Regions from separate parts of the Homo sapiens genome. Here region 2 is linked to region 1. The links are chromatin contacts, found by Hi-C or POLR2A ChIA-PET in ENCODE. All regions are on one chromosome and are shown on one strand. The core of a region is the stretch at or near the end of the contact, and the rest is flanking DNA. Distances in the headings are between cores, read along the strand shown.

Region 1 (4,575 bases), core at 962-3,461:
GAGGTCTAAAGAAAACCAGAAAACCTGTGACATTGTAGGTATCTATGCACCCGTCCTGCTCAGAGGTTATGAGTTTGGGTTTGGGAGGTACAGGGCCTGGGCTGATTCCTGCCCCTCCTGCTCACCAGCTCTCTGAGCCTCAGTTTCCTCATCTGCGAAATGGGGCAATAATATGTCTCATGGGAACGCTAAGGACTGGATGCTTATGAAGCATTGATCACAGGGGCTGGTCCATGGTGAATGTCAGAACATTTCATCAATGTTCCCGTTATTGATCAGTGGGGAGAGAATGAACTGCTCCCACTGGCTTTTCACTGGGCGTTCAAGCCTGCTGGGCTTATCCCAACTCCAGCTTCCAGACATGAGCATAGAACTCAGCCTGTATTCTAGGTTTGTCTGGACAAATACCCAAAAGATGACCTCTGGGTTCATTATAACCTGGCCCATCAGCTGACACTCTCAGAAGCCAAGGACCTGGAGAAGAGGTAATTGACAACATAAGTAATAATAATGGAACACATTCGCTAAAGACTCATTTTATCTCCCTGAAAAGCACCAGCTCCTAGAAATCATGCAGCCCTAGCATCAAATCCCAGACCTGCCACTTTACAGTAGGTTGACTCCAGGTACCTCCCTGAGCCTCCATCTCCTCATCTGAAGAGTGGAAATTTTAAAAAGGCGACCCCTTGGCTGGGCTCAGTGGCTCATGCCTGTTATCCCAACGGCTTTGGGAGGCCAAGGTGGGAGGATCCAGCCTAGGTAATACAGCGAGACCTCCCTGTCTACAAAAAAAAAACATTTTTTTTAAATAGTCAGGTGTGACGGCTCATGCCCGTAGTTAGTAGCTGGGACCCCATCTACCCGGGAGGCTGAGTTGGGAGGATCACTTGAGCCCAGGAGTTCGATGTTACAATGAGCTAGGATTATGCCACTGCACTACAGCCTGGGCAACAAAAAAAAGTTTATTAAAAAAAAAAAAAGTCCACCCTCTCCCTGAGCCTTGAGGTTGAGATCCTGAAGCTGCTCTGAGAATTCAGTGAGACACAGCAGATAAAGACCTCTTCAGCAAACACAAGCTGTTCTAATCACTGTTTATTTTTTTCCAGCCTAATGGTTAGATCTAAGCTTTCAGCAACTGCTGGAGTCAAAACCAGTCACAGTAGCCCAAAACTGTCCCTGTCACACCCCCATGGGGATGTGCTTTCTAGGGCCTGGCCCCGTGCTGCTTTCTAGGGCCTGGCCTCCTGCCTAGCAAAGCAGTCAGGATAAATGTGTGCACTGTCAGAACCTCCCTTGCAGAGAGGGACAAGTTCCCGGCCCCTCCCTTTGCAATGAGATGCTGCTGTGGCTGTTTACGACAAAGCCAGAGGGCAGGGCCCGCTTACAGAGCTGAGATTACAGCTAACCCACCCCAGACCCTACTAGCTGGGACACCGGGACATCTATCAGGTAGGGGTCCCCAGCTAGCTCCAGAAGGGGAAGCTAACACAAGGGGTCTTCCTCCAGCCTCCCCGAGGAGGGGTGGCATCAGAATTGGCTAGAAGCCCGAATTTAAGAAGGCTGCGCTTCCAGCGGTTTGGAAAGCTAAAACTGAGTTAATCGCCTGGGGGCAATCCCTCCAGCTCTCCAGGCTTGAGCTTAGGGAAGCTGAGCATTTGTCCCCTGGAATCAGGAGGGGAAGCCTGGGAGTCTCACGTGCGGGTTGGAGAAGCTGGTGCCCGCTGTCTGAGTTCCAGACGAAGTTGAGCAATCGGAACCTAGGCTCCCAGTGGGAATCCCAGGAACCTCGCCGCCCCAGAGGGAGAAGCTGGCGGCCCGGCGCGATCCCTGCCTGAGTTTGGGAACCCAGCAGAGCCTGGGTTCAGGAGGAAGAATTGGAGAGGCTGGTGCCCACCCGCCGCCCAAGTTCTAGGAGCCGTCTGCCCTTTTCTCCACCGTGAAAAGTCAGCGCTGGAGCTTAGAAAAAAAGAGACTAGGAGCTCCGCCGCCCCAGGTGGGAGACACAGCCCGCCCGCCTGAGTTCGGGGCCCCACGGTGCCGCCCGCGCCCTCACCTGAGCCGCGCGGACCCGCCGGGGCTGTCATGCTGGGGCGGGAGCGCGGGACGCAGGCGGGTACGGCGGGGCAGCCTGGGTCCGATCGCCCGCCGCTGTCACTGCGACCTCGCTCCCTCGCGGCGCGGCTTCAAACCCTCCGGCATCAGCTGATCTGTGCCTCGGTCACGTGACCCGGTAGCCCAGAGCCCCTCACGTGACCGCCTCTGGTCCCGCCCCCTGCGCCACGACAACCCCTGCCGGAACAGCGCGCATGCGTGCCTCTGCCGGCGCCCTCTGGGTCGAAGGCAGTCGCTAGGTCCTAGCGCCGACGCGCTCTGGGTGGCGGGGGATGGGCTGACTCTGAGTTTGGCAACGACGAGCTCTGCCCTGGCTCCCGGCCATGCCCCGAATCCGGTGCCAGGCTTGTGACTTCCATGTCCAGAGCTTGACCCCTTATCCTCCTTGGTGCCTGGTGATGACCCTGCCTACTATCTCAACGCTGTCTTCCTCTTTCTCCCAGAAACTCCTTTTACCCTTCTCCTGCGCATCTTCAGCAAACACGATTTCCTAATTATGTATCAAATAGAACCACTTATCCCCACCCCATGGCCCCCAGCCCAGAGTCTTCCAACATTCCTGGCCTGGATCTTTGCAGCAACCTCCTCCCCGATCTCAGCCTCCCTCCACTCCACTCTCTACCCAGCAGCCACAAGCATCTTCAAAGAATAATTCCTATCCTTCCTGCGAGAACCTGCCCTCGGCTTCCCATTGCTCTGTAATGACAGGCAGAGTCCCCACTCTCGTCTATCAGGGCCCTCTGATCTGGCTCCTACCTCCATCCAAAGCTCATCTTTCTATAGCCCCAGAGCCTTTGCATACTTTTGCCCTGGAGCGTAATGGTTAAGAATTTGGACCCTGGAGGGCAATTGGGATTTAAATCTAGGCACTGACAATGCCACTTCTACATCTTCCAGAGTCCCTTCAACTCCAAGCTGAGCGCAGTGGGCGGTGGCATGCACCGGCAATCCCAGCTACTCGGGAGGCTAAGGTGGGAGGATCGCTTGAGCCCAGGAGGTCGAGGCTGCAGTGAGCTATGATCACACCACTGCACTCCAGCCTGGGCAACAGAGCAAGACTGTCTAAAAAAAAAAAAAAAAATGTGCCTCAATTTTCTCATTTGCAAAATGGGGATATTCAAAGTCATCTACCTACTGGGGCTGTTGAGAGGATTAAATGAGAGAATGCAAAAACTATCGCATAAGGCTGGGCAAACAGTACTGATTATTAAATTAGTGATTATTGGGATTACAAAATCCTTCATTGAGAAAGCTGCCTGCCATTTATATCAGAAGTCTTGTTATGCTTCTCCTAGAATGTACTATACCCCGTAATTATTTTTTAAGTATTCTGAATTTAGTATCTATGAGCTCCATGCAGGTCGAGGCCATATTTATCTTGTTCCCTGCTGAGACCCCAGCAATCCAGAGATGTTTGTTGATTGCATAAATGAGCAACTTTTTTTGTCCACTTGTATACCTACTGTATGGGCTTTGAAGAGCAAGGGGTAAGTGAGAGGAACAGAGAGTGGTGACTAGTGGGATGGACCAGGATGAGACACTGTGGGTTAAGCTGGAAAGTCTAGCTGGTGGGCCCAAGAAGGAAGCCAGGACACTGGAGCTCCAGATTGTGGCTGGCCCTGGCCACAATGTCCCATCTCCGGAGCAAGGGGCTGTGCTCAGAAAGAAAGCACAAAAGGCAAGCCACGACACAGAGCCCGGAGGCAGTGGGAGGATTTTACTGACTGCACAACACACAACTTCCCCAGGCCCCCGAGGATGCCGGCGTCTCCTTCAGCCATCAGGCCCCAGCAGTGCCCCTTGCTCCTGTACCCACTCTGGACTCTCGCCGGTAGGGAGGGCTGGGCTGACAGTGCCACGAGTGGGAGAACAGGGGTCAGGGCAGGACACAGGGTTGGGATCAGGGCTGGGCACAGGATCAGGGTCTGGGCTGGGCACAGGATCAAGGTCTGGGCTGGGCACAAGGTCGGGACCAGCGTCGTGCCCAGCCTTTGGGTCAGAAGATTCCACAGGAGTAGGGCTGGGGGTGGATCTGGAGCCGGGGAGGGGTTTGGAGCTGGGATCCGGCAGAGTGCCCGGCCCAGAGCCAGGGTCAGGGTTGCGGCCAGAGCTGGTGCCAGGGCTGAGGCCCAAGCCAGAGCCGAGCACAGAAACAGCATCAGGACCCAGGAGGGAGACCTGCCCCGGCCTCATCATGGATGCAGGGCTTAGGCCAGGCCCGAGGCCCAGGCCGGCGGCCGCTGCTGCAGCTGCAGCGGCCGCGGCAGCTGCAGCAGCGGCTGCACCCTCATGCACCCGTTTGTGCTTGGTGAGGCTGGAGGCCTGGCCGAAGGCCTTCCCGCAGAGCTGACAGCGATAGGGACGCTCGCCCGAATGCACGTGCAGGTGCTGGAGCAGCGCTGAGCTCTGGCCGAAGGCCTTGGAGCAGTGCGGGCAGGCGTAGGGCCGCTCGCCCGTGTGGAT
Region 2 (4,575 bases), core at 1,154-3,653, 310 kb before region 1:
GAGCCCATAGGACTCCCCTCCGAGACCTTGCTGTCCCCTTCCACACGGCACTGGGGGAACACACAGGGCCACACCCTAGCCTTCCTGCAGTTCCAAGTTCTGTTCTAAAAATTTAGCCGCTCTCCCCGCACCCCAGTTTCCGATGGGGAAGTTGAGGTACTGAGCCGCAATGAGCTTTTTCCTGGATGGTCCACAATCCGCTAGTGAATATCCACAAGGAAGCCTGGGCCTTTTATCTCAGGGTTTCTGAGCACAGTTATGTTGTCAGAAGGACCCCAGACGCACAGTGCCCAGGCTGCGCGGGACTGGACCGGCCCGGCTCCTCGCCCCCTGCAGTCCTGGCCACAGTGTCGCGCCAGCATCTCCTCTCCTGTCTTGTCTCATCCCTGTGCCAGGGCCAAGCCACCTGCGATCCCTTCCAAACCACCCTCCGCTGACCACAGAAGCCCAGAGGAACCTACAGGTTGGACCCTGAGGCCAGAGCTGGGAGTGGGGAGGGCGGCGGGATGGATGGGAAGAGCCACAAAAGACGGAAAGACACAGGGACACGGGTCCTCTAGCTCAATCACATCCCGGCCGAGGGGGAATAAAACGAAGCAGACAACTCATTCATGTTCCACTCGAGCCTCTTCAGCACATTTTTCCCTTCTGAAAATATTCCTTAACAAAGAGCTGCCTGCTTCTGGCAGGCCCCGACCCAGGTCTCAAATGCCAAGATAGAAGGAAGCTGTTTTGTTTTGGCCAAACACACTAGTTGTGGGTGAAAGAACTCTCGGGCTGTCAGGGGCCAGCTCTGAGGAGCAACCTGGACCGCCCTGCTGGCTCTGGCATTTGAGGCCAGTAGGCGTGATGGGGTCAGGAGGCTGGGGGCAGACTTCAGGACGGAAGCCAGGAGCTGTGAATCCTCTCCCTTCCCGCCAGGGGGTGGCATAAATCAGGGGGCGGGCAGTGGTTCCTTCGGGACACTAGTGTAGGAGAGAAAGTGAGCGTCCTTCCCTTTGAAAGGGCACAGCAGGGAAGGATGGATAACTTGGCAGAGGCCTGGGGCAGGTTCCCACAGGGGTAGGTGCTGGGGGATTCTGGGGCCCTGTCACCCTCCAAGGCTCCAGTGTGGGCGCTGGTTTGGTGGAGGGGCAAGTTGGCTTCCTGGGGTGCGGCAGGCACCTCATGGTCTCTGGAATCTCTGCTTGAGCTGGGGGAGCTGTCGGGGACTCTGGGAGGGCCTGGACAGGTGGGATCTGAGGAGGGGTGCAGAAGTGTTGAGTGGGTGGGGGCAGGGGCAGATATGCCTGGGGTCTATGTTGGAGCTCTTAAGTTTTTCTGTGTGTGCTGGGGGATCTAAGTGACTGTGTGTGTGTGTGTGTGTGTGTGTGTGTGTGTGTGTGTGTGTGTGTTTGGGGTTTTCAGAAAGATGGGTGGCTCTGGATGGGGAGTGGGGTGGTTCAGAATATCCAACGGGAGGTCTTGAGCATGGGTGGATTTTTCAGGATCCAGGAGCCAGGATCCAGATGGGGCAGGATCAGTGGAGCTACCACAGTGTGCTGGGTGGACGCCGGGGAGTGGTGTTTAGGGGTGCCCTTGGGCATGTGGCAGCTGGGGTGGGAGATGGGCTAGCAGGCTGAGCTGAGGGCTGTGGGCAGGGGTAGGAAATCCGACTTACAGAGGCCAGAGAGGGGTCCTGTGGGGTCAGCATGGGGGGCGGGTAGGCCCTGAGGCTGGTCTCCTTGGGGAGAGGTGGGGGCAGTTCTGGGCCCAAGATAGGAGGACGTGAAGTGAGGGGGTGCGGGGAGGGGGTGGCAAGTGTTGTCCAGAAGGGAGGGGTCCTGAGAGATCAGGGCAGAAGGTGGACGGGGGTTCTTGGGCTTGGGGGGCGCTTCTGAGGGGCTGATCGGCGGAGTGGGGGGATGGGGAGCCCTGAGGGGGTTCCCGGAGAGGAGTCCTGAGGGTCACTGCAAAGGGTGGACGGGGGTCCTGGGCCTGCGGGGTCCTCATGGGGAGGGGACGGAGTGGGGGAGGGGGATCCTGCAGGAGCTCCTGGGGAGGGGTCCGGAGGGATCGGCAACGAGGGTGGGCAGGGGCCAGGGTCCTCCGAAGGTCCCGGGCTGGGGATGCCGAGGCTCCCAGCGCGGGTTCCGGGGCACGACGGCCCGAGTTGCGGTCCTGCCGGTTCCCCGCGGGCCGCATCACGGAGCCGCCGGCCTGAGCAGGCGCCCGGGAGGCCCGGCCCGCGCCGCCCTACCTGCGCCGAGCGCGCCGCCATCTCCGTGCCGAGCCTCGCCGCCCCGGGCTGAGCCGCCGGATCCTAGCCGCGCCGTTCGCCCCGCAGCCCCGGCCCGGCCCCCTCAGCCGCCCCCCGGGACCGCGGCCGCCGCCGGCTCCGCCGCTGCCATTTCACCCGCTGACAGGAGCCGCTGCCCCGCCCCCGAGGCCCCATCCGCCAATTCGCCGCCCCCAGGCGCCCTGGCCCCGCCCACCAGCCAGGAGTGACGGGGTGTCTGACCATTCCGTGGCCATTCCGTGAGGCGGGCCCTGGCTACGTTCAGAAGGTTGCCGCCTCTGAGGAGAGAGCGAATTGAAATGAGGGAAGCGGTGAAGGACAGGTAGTTTTGCGTATCGGAATGAGGAATCCTATTGATCAACACCTGATAAGACCAATAGCAAGGAAAGTGGGGGTGTGTCCGTGAGGAAAGGCTGCGGCCCTGAGGAACACCAGGCAGACGCGGCCAAGCGTTTGGCACTAAGCCCCGCCCAGAGCCGGGCTTTCTGCCCAATAACGAGACGCCCCGAGACGTCCATTATTATCTGCCCCTCAAACCTGGGCCCTGGCAACTGCTGGGGGCGCCATAAAGAAGATTGACACCTAGGGAACCAATGCTACTGAAGGAGGGCGGGAAAGTGACACTCTCTGACCAATGGGTATGTGAGATTGGTGGGAGCATTGGCGTCCTGGGCGGTGGGGCTTGAGGCCTGGGTTGAATGAAATGGGGGTGGGGCTAAGAGGAGGGCGTGGCCTAGGCCAGAGATGGGGCGGGGTCAAGCAAGGGAGGGGCTCGGGGGTTGGGTCTGAGAAGGGGCGTGGCCAGAAATCCTGAAGACTCACTGGGGACGTGATGGCACCGTGTCGTCTAGGAGCCCAGTTCTGTGCTGGGGACGGGGCGGTTGATATTGGGGGCGGGTCCCATAAAAGATTCAGGCCCGTCCCCTGTCTTACTCCAGGCCAGGTTAAATGTGTTCTCTAAAGCTCACAGAGCCGCGTGTTTCTCCATCAAAGCTCGGTTCGCGCCGTGATCGTGGGGAGGGATAGGCCCTCCCATTCCCCATCCTCCCAGGCTGATAGATCCTCGGGGAGTCGGGATGCAGGGCCTAGGTCGGGTCTCTTCCAGGTCCCCAGCATGGAAACTGCTTATAAACATTTGATGAATGAATGAATGAAAATGGGCCCGTGACTCTTTTAACAGAGAAGGGAGAGGTGGAGAATCCTTCAAGCTAGAGAGGAATTCGTAGGGACAGTTACTGACAGCGGGCAAGACTGACCAAAATGGACTTATTTCCTCCCCAAGATGTAGGGATGGGCCCTGGAGGGGGTGGGGCAGGGAAGGACCTTGTCATAGCAGAGAGGGTGACGTCATAAGTGTGTTTTTATTTATTTATTTTTCAGAGACAGGGTCTCGCTCTGTGTCCCAGTTTGCAGTGCAGTGATGCGAACATAGCTCAATGCAGCCTCGAACTCTTGGACTCCAATGATCCTCCCGCCTCAACCTCCCCAGTAGCTGGGACTACAGGTGCGTGCACACCATGCCCGGCTAATTTTTTTGGTAGAGGCTGGGGTCTTGGTATGTTGCTCAGGCTAGTCGGAAACTCCTGGTGCCAGGTTCTCCCACTTCAGCCTCCCAAAGTGCTGGGATTACAGGCATGAGCCACCTCGCCCAGCTAGATGTCCTAAGTTCAGAATGGGGAAGGGAAGGCTGGACCCAGGGAGGGGCACGTCAGGACTTCCTAAGGTCTGAGAGCTCAACCTTCTCTGTAGTAGGAGACTCTGTGTGGCCTTGCAAGCAGTGACTGACATCCACGTATGGTCCCGGCCTCTGTCCAGCTCTCTCTGCCTCTCCCTCCCTCTTCCTGTCTATTTTGCATCTGCCAACGTTCTGGAACTGTTAATAAACCTCCCCAGGGTCCGGGCGCGGTGGCTCACGCCTGTAATCCCAGCACTTTGGGAGGCCGAGGCGGGCAGATCACGAGGTCAAGAGATCCAGACCATCCTGGCCAACATGGTGAAACCCCGTCTCTACTAAAAATACAAAAATTAGCTGGGCATGGAGGCGGGTGCCTGTAGTCCCAGCTACTTGGGAGGCTGAGGCAGCAGAATCGCTTGAACCTGGAGGCGGAGGTTAAAATGAGCTGAGATCGCTCCACTCTACTCCAGCCTGGCGACAGAGCGAGGCTCCGTCTCAAAAAAAACAAAAACAAAAACAAAAATTAGCCAAGTGTGGTGGCGCACGCCTATAATCCCAGCTACTCAGGAGGCTGAAGCTCGGGAATCACTTGAACCCGGGAGGCAGAGGTTGCGGTAAGCAG

What was found. A loop is a pair of places that touch in the nucleus more often than their neighbours do. ChIA-PET counts read pairs that join two places held with the same protein, here RNA polymerase II (POLR2A). Pooled maps may share reads with other maps.
Region 2: a pooled map shows a loop between it and region 1 (8-fold over the local background). The contact joins the promoter of EVI5L here to the promoter of MCOLN1 in region 1. A Hi-C loop is called at or near these places in 1 of 168 maps with a recorded cell type or tissue (naive thymus-derived CD4-positive, alpha-beta T cell), 7 of 37 single-sample maps with no recorded cell type and 14 of 50 pooled maps. POLR2A ChIA-PET finds 5 or more read pairs at or near these places in 3 of 52 experiments (GM10248, K562 and PC-3).

Annotation. Positions count from the first base shown.
Region 1 is chr19:7,520,260-7,524,834 of GRCh38, reverse strand. It overlaps MCOLN1 (mucolipin TRP cation channel 1), which reads right to left and starts at 2,211. Exons shown (of 14, transcript NM_020533.3): 1 at 2,054-2,211. The coding sequence starts at 2,084. It overlaps LOC105372261 (a long non-coding RNA gene), which reads left to right. Exons shown (of 3, transcript XR_936294.3): 1 at 1-485; 2 at 1,673-1,993. It overlaps ZNF358 (zinc finger protein 358), which reads right to left. Exons shown (of 2, transcript NM_018083.5): 2 at 3,810-4,575. The coding sequence ends at 3,886. RefSeq lists a silencer at 2,048-2,177.
Region 2 is chr19:7,828,046-7,832,620 of GRCh38, reverse strand. It overlaps EVI5L (ecotropic viral integration site 5 like), which reads right to left and starts at 2,403. Exons shown (of 20, transcript NM_001159944.3): 1 at 2,240-2,403. RefSeq lists a silencer at 2,307-2,546.